2 separate regions of the Homo sapiens genome follow, and region 1 is linked to region 2. The links are chromatin contacts, found by Hi-C or POLR2A ChIA-PET in ENCODE. All regions are on one chromosome and are shown on one strand. The core of a region is the stretch at or near the end of the contact, and the rest is flanking DNA. Distances in the headings are between cores, read along the strand shown. Region 1 has its middle 31 kb from the start of SAMD13. Region 2 holds the start of PRKACB (protein kinase cAMP-activated catalytic subunit beta).

The links. A loop is a pair of places that touch in the nucleus more often than their neighbours do. ChIA-PET counts read pairs that join two places held with the same protein, here RNA polymerase II (POLR2A). Pooled maps may share reads with other maps.
Region 1: a map of PC-3 shows a loop between it and region 2 (10-fold over the local background). The contact joins the enhancer-like site here to the promoter of PRKACB in region 2. A Hi-C loop is called at or near these places in 2 of 168 maps with a recorded cell type or tissue (PC-3 and mucosa of descending colon), 1 of 37 single-sample maps with no recorded cell type and 8 of 50 pooled maps. POLR2A ChIA-PET finds 5 or more read pairs at or near these places in 1 of 52 experiments (OCI-LY7).

Annotation. Positions count from the first base shown.
Region 1 is chr1:84,269,118-84,273,294 of GRCh38, forward strand. No RefSeq gene overlaps it. Among named protein-coding and RNA genes, the nearest start is that of SAMD13, 31 kb to the right of the region's middle. RefSeq lists an enhancer at 2,450-2,539. Within about 2 kb of position 2,599, at least 12 of the 41 ENCODE cell types and tissues checked have a DNase peak (open chromatin) inside an H3K27ac peak, as active enhancers do; they include OCI-LY7 and PC-3, where a contact is called at or near this core.
Region 2 is chr1:84,142,378-84,147,047 of GRCh38, forward strand. PRKACB (protein kinase cAMP-activated catalytic subunit beta) reads left to right here and starts at 1,894. Exons shown (of 10, transcript NM_182948.4): 1 at 1,894-2,171. The coding sequence starts at 1,985. RefSeq lists a silencer at 1,913-1,962.

The DNA of each region.
Region 1 (4,177 bases), core at 1,349-3,848, 130 kb after region 2:
AACTAATGCACCCTGTAATTGTTTGCTTACCCTCCTTCCCCTCACATACACACTAGACTGTTCGCTCCTGAGAGACTGTCACATCTCTCTGTTCATTCCCAGCACCTAAAGCAATGCCTGGCATATATCAACATGCCAAAGTGCTCAATAAAAATGTGTCTTTTTGTCAAATAAATGAACTATTTAAATCCTTCAGGCTATAGTTTAAATATTTTATTTATTATACAATCAAATGTAATGGCTTCCTTCAAGCAAATTTTTTTCCCTGGTGAAATAATTAGTTTCCTGTGATCCAGACAGACCCAGAATTCCTGCCTAGGGAAAAAAAATATCAAAGGCATATCCTTGGAGCAAGAAAGAATGTTGGAGGTCATCCCCTGGGTGTGACTGAGTAGATTATTTCTAGAGTAAGTCTATTTCCTTGAGTGCAAAGTTTAAAAGAGACATAAAAATGTGCACAGAGTCCAGTAAAGAAATTCAAATATAGGTAAAGGGCTGGGTTCTAGACGGTGGCATCTGATCTTACGGAGGGTACAACCACTCTGCCCCTAAAAAAGCTGTGAGACCCTGGGAAAGCCACTTATTCTCAGTTCCTTCACCTGTATAATGAAGTGGTTGATTAAGATTCATTCAGTAATTCATTCCACAAAGTTATTGAACATCTACTACCTACCAGGTACAGTTCTAGATTTCGGGAGCACAACTTTAAACAAAACTCCCTGCCTGGTGGATTCTACAGGGGAAGTTAGACAATAAATAAAATAAATAAGAAAGATATACAGTATGTTACATGGTGACAATGTTATGGAGAACAGTAAAACAGGGAAAGGGGTAGTGGATATGAGAGTGGAGGTGGGTGAGGAATTCAGTTTTCAGTAGGCTCTCAGGAAGGTATCACTGAGAAGGTAAAGTTTGAATAAAGTCTAGGGAAGATGAAGAAACATCCAGATAACAGGGGAAGGTTTTCTAGGAGTGGAAATAGCAAGTGTGAAGGCCCTGAGGTAGGAGCATGTCTCGTGTGCTTGGATGCTCAAGGAATGGCAAGGAGGCCAATGTGGCAGCAACAGAAGTGAGCAGGAGATAAGATCAGGAGCGGTTTTAGGGAGGGATCAGTTACTATAGACCAGCTCTGTCCAATGGAAATATAATTCAAGCCACAAACATGAACCAGATATGTAACTTTTAATTTTCTAGTAGCCACAGTAAAAAAGTAAAAAGAAACAAGTAAAATTGATTTTAATAATATATTTTATTTATCCAATGTACCAAAAATATTATAATTTCCATGTATAATTACTATGAAAATTATTAATGAGATATTTTACATTCTTACTTATTTTACATTATTTCAAACTAAGTTTTCAAAGTCCGGTGTGTATTTTGCATCTCAATTCCAACTGGCCCCATCTCATGTGCTCTATAGCCACATGTGGCCTGTTGTGACTGCCTTGGACAGCATTACTGTAGAGCTTGATGGGCTTTTGTAAGGCCTTTCAAAGTTTTTTTGCCTTGGAGGAAACACAAAGCAATCAGAGGGTTTTGAGCAGAGTAGCAACATGATCTAACTTGTTTTCTTTTTTTTGAGATGGAGTCTCGCTCTGTCGCCCAGGCTGGAGTGCAGTGGCGCGATCTCGGCTCACTGCAAGCTCCGCCTCCCGGGTTCACGCCATTCTCCTGCCTCAGCCTCCTGAGTAGCTGGGACTACTCAGGAGTCCCAGCCACACGCCCGGCTAATTTTTTTGTATTTTTAGTAGAGACGGGGTTTCACCGTGTTAGCCAGGATGGTCTCGATCTCCTGACCTCGTGATCCGCCCGCCTCGGCCTCCCAAAGTGCTGGGATTACAGGCGTGAGCCACCGCGCCCGGCCCTAACTTGTATTTTAAAAGGACCGTGTTGGTTGCTGTGTTGAGATAGACTACAGGGACAAGGGAAGAAGCAGGGAGACAAGATGGGAGGCTCCAGTAGTCATGCAGGCAAGAAGTGGTAGTGGTCCCACCTTCATTGCAACAGTGGAGGTGGGACAAGTGGTGGAACTCAGAACACATTTCAAAGGTGGAGCCAACAGGGTCTCCTGACTGACTGAATAGATCATGAGAGGAAGTGGGGTGTTGAGAATGAAGCCAGTGGGAAAAAACATTATGAAGCGTTTCTCAGGTTTTAATCACTTGGTCACAACATTTAAATTTTCCAAGCCCATATATACTTCTCTGCAAAATGCAGAGGCAAGAACGTGCCAGGTCTGTTCCAGGAAGGACAAGGAAGCCAGCATAGTTGCAGAGGAGCAAGCAAGGAGCAAAGTGGTAGGAGACAGGGTCAGAAAGGTGATGGGAAGGTGTTTATAAAGGGATTATGTTGCTCTTTCTACAAATTCAGAGTATACAGGGGATAATGAGTAAAGTCACCCACAAACGAAGCCTGTGCCACTGGGCTGTGGTTAAGAACTCAGCCTCAGACTCTTCCGGGTCATGTAAAAGATAAACAAACCCAGATGTTAGTTAAAACAGTGAAAACTGATTTTGTTCAGTAGCTACCGACAACAAGGGAAAGGGCTGAGCTCCATTCAGATTTGCACAGAGGTGACTGGGTGTTTTTAAAGGAGAATGAGAGAGTAGGAGAGGCGTGAGCGGAGGCTCAGTGGAATCAGGGAAGTGAAAAATTACAAAAGGTTGGTCAATGCAAATACAGTTAAGCCAACTGTGAATGCTTGCTGGCAGTTATTGAAGTTAGGCTGCTATCCTCCCACAGAGACTGAGACAGAGGCCCTAACCTTCCTGAGGATTATATTTCAAAGGAATGGCTTTCAAGTCCTTGAGAAAGACACTCCTGAGTTGCAGGAGATGCATACACATCTGGAAGGGACAGAGGAAAGATTCACAATTGTCAGCCCTTTTTAGTAAATGCTGCAAGAAAGGGAGGTTAGGGACTGAACTCTTCCGGAGAGGAACTCAAAAAGTGTTTGAGTCTTCCCAGAGACAAGGCTCAGGCTGCTAAAAGCCATGCTAAAGTATGGCTAAGTCTCTCAAGAGAGGGTGAATAACGTGTTTGTGCCCAGAGTTTTTGCAGTTCTCAGCCAAAATGATCCATTTCTATGGGGGTTTTTTCTTCTTTTTATTTCAAAAATTCAGTTTAACTAATATATATTGAAAACATAGACAATTTGTAAAACAGAGTCTTTTGATTTGCTCCAAAATGAGAAAGTTGTACAGAGGTAAATCTGCTGTGAAAGTAATAAAGCTTAAGCTTTAGAATCCTCATTTTTACAGACCTCTTCTGAGGGCCTTTGTACTTAATTTTATATTCATACATTGATTTTTTTTTCCTTAAAGAGGCTATGTCCAAGTTAGATAAGCCTTAAGACCAACACAACCCCCTACTTAGGAAAAGCTTTCCACCTTAGACCTAGCCTAGGAATAAAAACAACTGACGGGTAAAAGTAGGGGAGAGGCTGGGACACACCTGTCTGTTAAGCATTCCTGGCCAGGGCCTGTCATTTACATAGCAGGAAAAGCAGCCAACACCTACCCAGCTGCTGCTCTTTAGAAAGGTGAAGTTAAACAAAGAGGACTATCCAGAAGATTTATATGTTTGCCCTTCCCAACCTGGTTAGTTATAAAATCAGGTGTGCTGCTTTTTTTAAAAAAGTAGATTTTATTTTTTTAGAGCAGTTTTAGGTTTGCAACAAAACTGAGCAGAAGGTAGAGATTTCTCATATATTCCCAGTGCTGACACAGGCATTTTCAACATCCCCCAATTTTAACATCTTCACCACAGTGGTACATTTGTTACAATTGACGAAACTATATTGACACAGTATTATCACCCAAAGACTATAGTTTGCATTAGGGTTCACTTTGTGTTGTACATTCTCTGAGTCTGAACAAATTCATAATGACCTGTATCCACCATTATAGTATCATATAGAATAGTTTTACTGCTCTAAAAATCCTCTGTGCTCCACCTATTCATCTCCCTTTTCCTCTTAAGCCCTGGCAACCACTGATCATTTTACTGTCTCAGTAGTTCTACCTTTTTCGGGATCTCAGATACTTGGAACCCTACAGTATGTAGCCTTTTCAGACTGGCTTCTTTCGCTTAATAATATACATGTAAGTTTCCTCCATGTCTTTTCATGATGTGATAGCTCATTTCTTTTTAGTGCTGAATAATATTCCCTTGT
Region 2 (4,670 bases), core at 644-3,143:
TCAGTAATTTTATCCACTTCTTCCCTTACAGAATCAGTCCATGCTCTGTAGATATTTGTTGAAGACTACAGACATTTAATAAGTGTCTGTTTTGTGTAAGGCACTACCAGATGTTAAGAAACAAATTATTGTTATGCACACATAATATTTATACATAAAGCTACAAATTTAAGAATTTTGTCATATAGATGCTGTTGCATATTTGTTTAGATTGATAAAAATTTTATTACACAAAACAAAGTATACAGAAATGAGCTGTTACATGGCAAAATTCATTGGTCAGTGTTTTGTTAACTGTTATTCACACATAATATTTATACATAAAGCTATAAATTTAAGTTTATCTTATAGATACTGTTACATACTTGTTTAGATTGATATGAATTCCATTACACAAAGTATACACAAATGAACTGTTAAATGGCAAAATTCACTAATCAGTGTTTTCTTATTGGCCTTTTATGTAGTCCTAATTTGATTACATTATTGTTCCTATTTATTTTACTTATCAGTATTGTTTCTATTTTTTATGTTTGTCAAACAGTTGGCAGTAAATCTGAAGTAAGATTTTTTTAGATAGATTGTTTTAGATAGACCTTTTTCTTTCTTTCCTTTCCTTCCCTTCCCTCCCCTCCCCTCTGCTTCCAAAGAGAACCACGGAAATTTCTTATCCTTTAGTGTCAAAAAAACAAGTACTCAAAATTTTTGTTAAATGCCACAGGTTACTTTCTTTCCTGAAAATTGACAAGGCAAGTTTTACTTACTTTTAATCAAAAGAGATGTTTTGGCCAGGCGCGGTGGCTCACACTTGTAATCCCAGCACTTTGGGAGGCCAAGGCGGGCGTATCGCTTGAGGCCAGGAGTTTGAGACAACTCCTGACCTGGCCAACATGGAGAAACCCCATCTCTACTGAAAATACAAAAATTAGCCGGGCATGGTGGTGCGCGCCTATAATCCCAGCTACTCGGATGTCTGAGGGGCGAGAATCGCTTGAACCTAGGAGCGGAGGTCGCAGTGAGCAGAGGTCGCACCACTGCACTCCAATCTGGGAGACAGAGTGAAACAACGTTTAAAAAAAAATAGAGAGGTGTTTCTAAGTGAGATCACTAAATCAGGGGTTTAGGTAAGTAGTAGTCTTCAGTGGTAAGGTTTTAAAATTAACATGTCTCAGCCAACTAGAAGGAACTTTTTTCTCTCAATTGAAATTTCTTGCTATGGTGGATTTTATATAATTTAAATCTTGTATTTTGTTCTTTTCAAATTTTAGAATGTTTTAAAATGTACCCCTGGTAATAGACATATGTCAGCAGATTATAAGTTTGATAAGCAATACTGACATACTAAGTGTATGTAGTTCCTGTATGTATTAGGCCTAAATCAATGAATTAGAAACATTCAATTTTTTAAAGTGCTATTTCACATTGTTTTATTTATACGTGTTATAAATTTGTTTTGCAAGAGTTTTTTCATACCCATTTCATACTAGTTTTTTTTTATGAAAAGTTAGCTGCTTATAAGGATTCATAAAATCTGTATATTAGTTGATTTCCTAGAAAAAATACAACCTGTCTTTAGCATGTTGTGTTTGGAGGACAGCTTGGCCTTCAGTTGTTTGCATAGACTTGTCATACATGTTTAACTAGTTTTCTTTTTAAAGAATGTTTAGCCTACTATATATATAAAGCTTTATATTTAATGCTCTCATTAGCCTATATATTAATATTAAAACACCCAAACATAAAGCCTTTTAGGCAGATATTGCAAGTTTTTAAAATCCTCAACTCTAGCTGAAAAGTGTTTTGCTAAGAAAAGCTCAGTAATGTGCTGTTTTATATTAACAGGAAACAGAACAGCAGTAGTGGTTTGAATACCCTGCAAACAGGAAGTTTGACACATGCATAGCTCTTAGCTTCTGTGTAAGAAGTTGTGAGCTCCTTCTGGAAACATTTGCAGTTACATTAAGTAAAGTGTAAATGCACATGAATGGCAGCTTATAGAGAACCACCTTGTAACCAGTATACAGGTACAACTACAGCTCTTCAGAAATTGGAAGGTTTTGCTAGCCGGTTATTTCATAGACACTCTAAAGGTACTGCACATGATCAGAAAACAGCTCTGGAAAATGACAGCCTTCATTTCTCTGAACATACTGCCTTATGGGACAGATCAAGTAAGTTTTGTTTTTTAAATGATACATTATAACTAGCAACTAAAATGGTAATTGGAGTTTTACAATCAAACATAAAGAACCCTCTTTTGTTTGTTGTTTTCTGATTTTCACAAGGACATTTTGCAAGATGAAGTTGAAAGAATTCCATAAAAACTTGATTATAAGTTGAGCTGAATCATTCAGCTTTCATCATTGTATGGTTTTATTTTTGACTAAGTTCAATATCAGTGACAAGATTTTCTATAAAATTCTTACATCATTTCTAATGTACTTTTTTTTGTTGTTCTTACATAAAAATGAAATACTTAAGTTTCAGAAACAACCATCTGTTTACTTCTTAAAATGTCTTGTATTTATAAGCTTTAAACTTTGAAAGGGGCAACAAGACTCTTGAATTTATAATTACATTTCTATTGTGTTTGCCATGGTTTTATTTTTAAATGCATGTGAGAAAGTTATTTCAGTTTTACAAACAGGAATTTCTAAAATAAAACATAATTATTCTATCTAAATTCTTACACTTATAACATTATGGATATCAAAAACTTTATAATTATATTTTATGTTATTTATACATATGACTCAAATGCAGGAAAAGTTGGTTATGCATGAATCACATTCTTTCAGGCATGTTAAAATGTTTGAACTTGCAGCTTTGCTAAAATGGTGCTGGGGAACCATTTTTGGTGCCATACACTCTAAAAGATAAATTGCACATATAAACAATACTAGTGCCGCCATTCTACATCTCACCTTGGACCCTCCTCAAGGTATTTCTGTGACTCCAATTAGAGGAACAATAGAATTACCCTTGAAACTTTTGCCCTCTTTGGTGTGTTTGTTTGATCATCAAATAGCACTAGCGTTTGACTCTTTCTGTTTATGTATTTGGTAGCAGTTAAGGAAGAAAACTCAGCTTAACAACCACAACAGCAAAATCAAGAATGGCTTACAAAATTTACTCCTAGGTTTATACAGCACCTTGACAGTGTTATAGAAGCTTATTTGAATTAATTTTTTACTAAATCAGAAATTTTTTTACATTCTTCAAACTATTTTTGGGAGATTGAGGAAGAACATGTATTTGTGCATTTTTTCCACTTAAAAGGTTTTGGGTTATTTATAGTCTTTACTGTATAGCAAGTTGATGGATGAGGAATATGAATATATATCTTCAAGTTAATGAACTGTTGAATATTAAAATAGTGGTATAATATTAAACTTTACCATGTAACAAAAGCTTGTTAATTATTGTCCTTGCCCTATTCTTTTAAATTGCAGTCTTTTAAATCCTTTTGGAAATTATTTTTATGCATTTCAAGTATGTTTTAATTTAAAGTTAAATGAGGAATTAAGACAGAATTGAATTAATTTCTGTTTCATTAATACCTGCTCTTCATATAGTGGGTGTTTAGTAAAAGTGTCTCAAATAAATGAATGTTAGGGGTTTTTAATAATTAAAAGTTATGTTTGAACTAGACTTTCACCACTTTTTAAATGTATGGGATCTGTGATGCTTTCTAAAACATATTTTAAAATCTAGTAATGGAAAATAGTATCATGAGCCATGATTTCTATTGGATAAAATGCTGTTTTGTTTTTTTTTTATTGTGAAGTCAAAACAAATAGGATTCTTGTACACAAATAAAATTAGGAGCAAACCATGTAGCGCTGCAAATAATATGCATGATGTAAGAAATACTTAAAGAGTAACTGAATGTTCATTAATTAAGCATTCCTCTACTTGACTCTCCTTTTTATATCCCTGAATACCATAATAGAGATAATAATTTTATGTCTAAGGATGAGTATGGTAGCATGAAGCTATAATTTCCTATTATGAAATGTATTATTGTAGAGGAGAAAACACTGATAGAGCTGAAATAGAGGAATCCGATCATTTCAAAATTCCAAGGTTTATTTTTGTGGTGAAAACACAATTTTTATTTATTTGGCGAATGAGTTATAGAAGGAGTTCTGACTGTACAAAGTTTCATATGAACCACATTCTTCAAAGCTACTTAAAGCAGTTTACTTGCATGACTCATTTGACAAGGGAATGTAATGTCTCCTGATGATAAACACTGAATATGTTTGTTCCTAAAGTGTTTTTATAATGAAATAAACTAAGCATAGAAACTACATCAATTTACAAAAAAAATTCATAAACCTTTGTATAAAGATCAGTTACCAATTTAGGAGACATGAAATGCAGCATGCTTCAATCCAAGTTTCTTTCGTGTCCAGTGACATTATGTATAGGAAGAAACACAGAACAAAGGCCACATAGTGGTCTCAGGTGTTTCATCTTTTACTATTAAACTAAGTAACAGAAATTCCTGTTTGATTAAATAAATATGTAACAGCTAATTGCATGCACATATAAATACATGAAGTTCAAAGAAAAGCATGGAGGAATTCTGCTTTTTGTTCCAACTCAGAATGAATGAGAGCATTGACATGCGTTAAGTTCTCTTTCTAGCAAATTTATTATAGTTA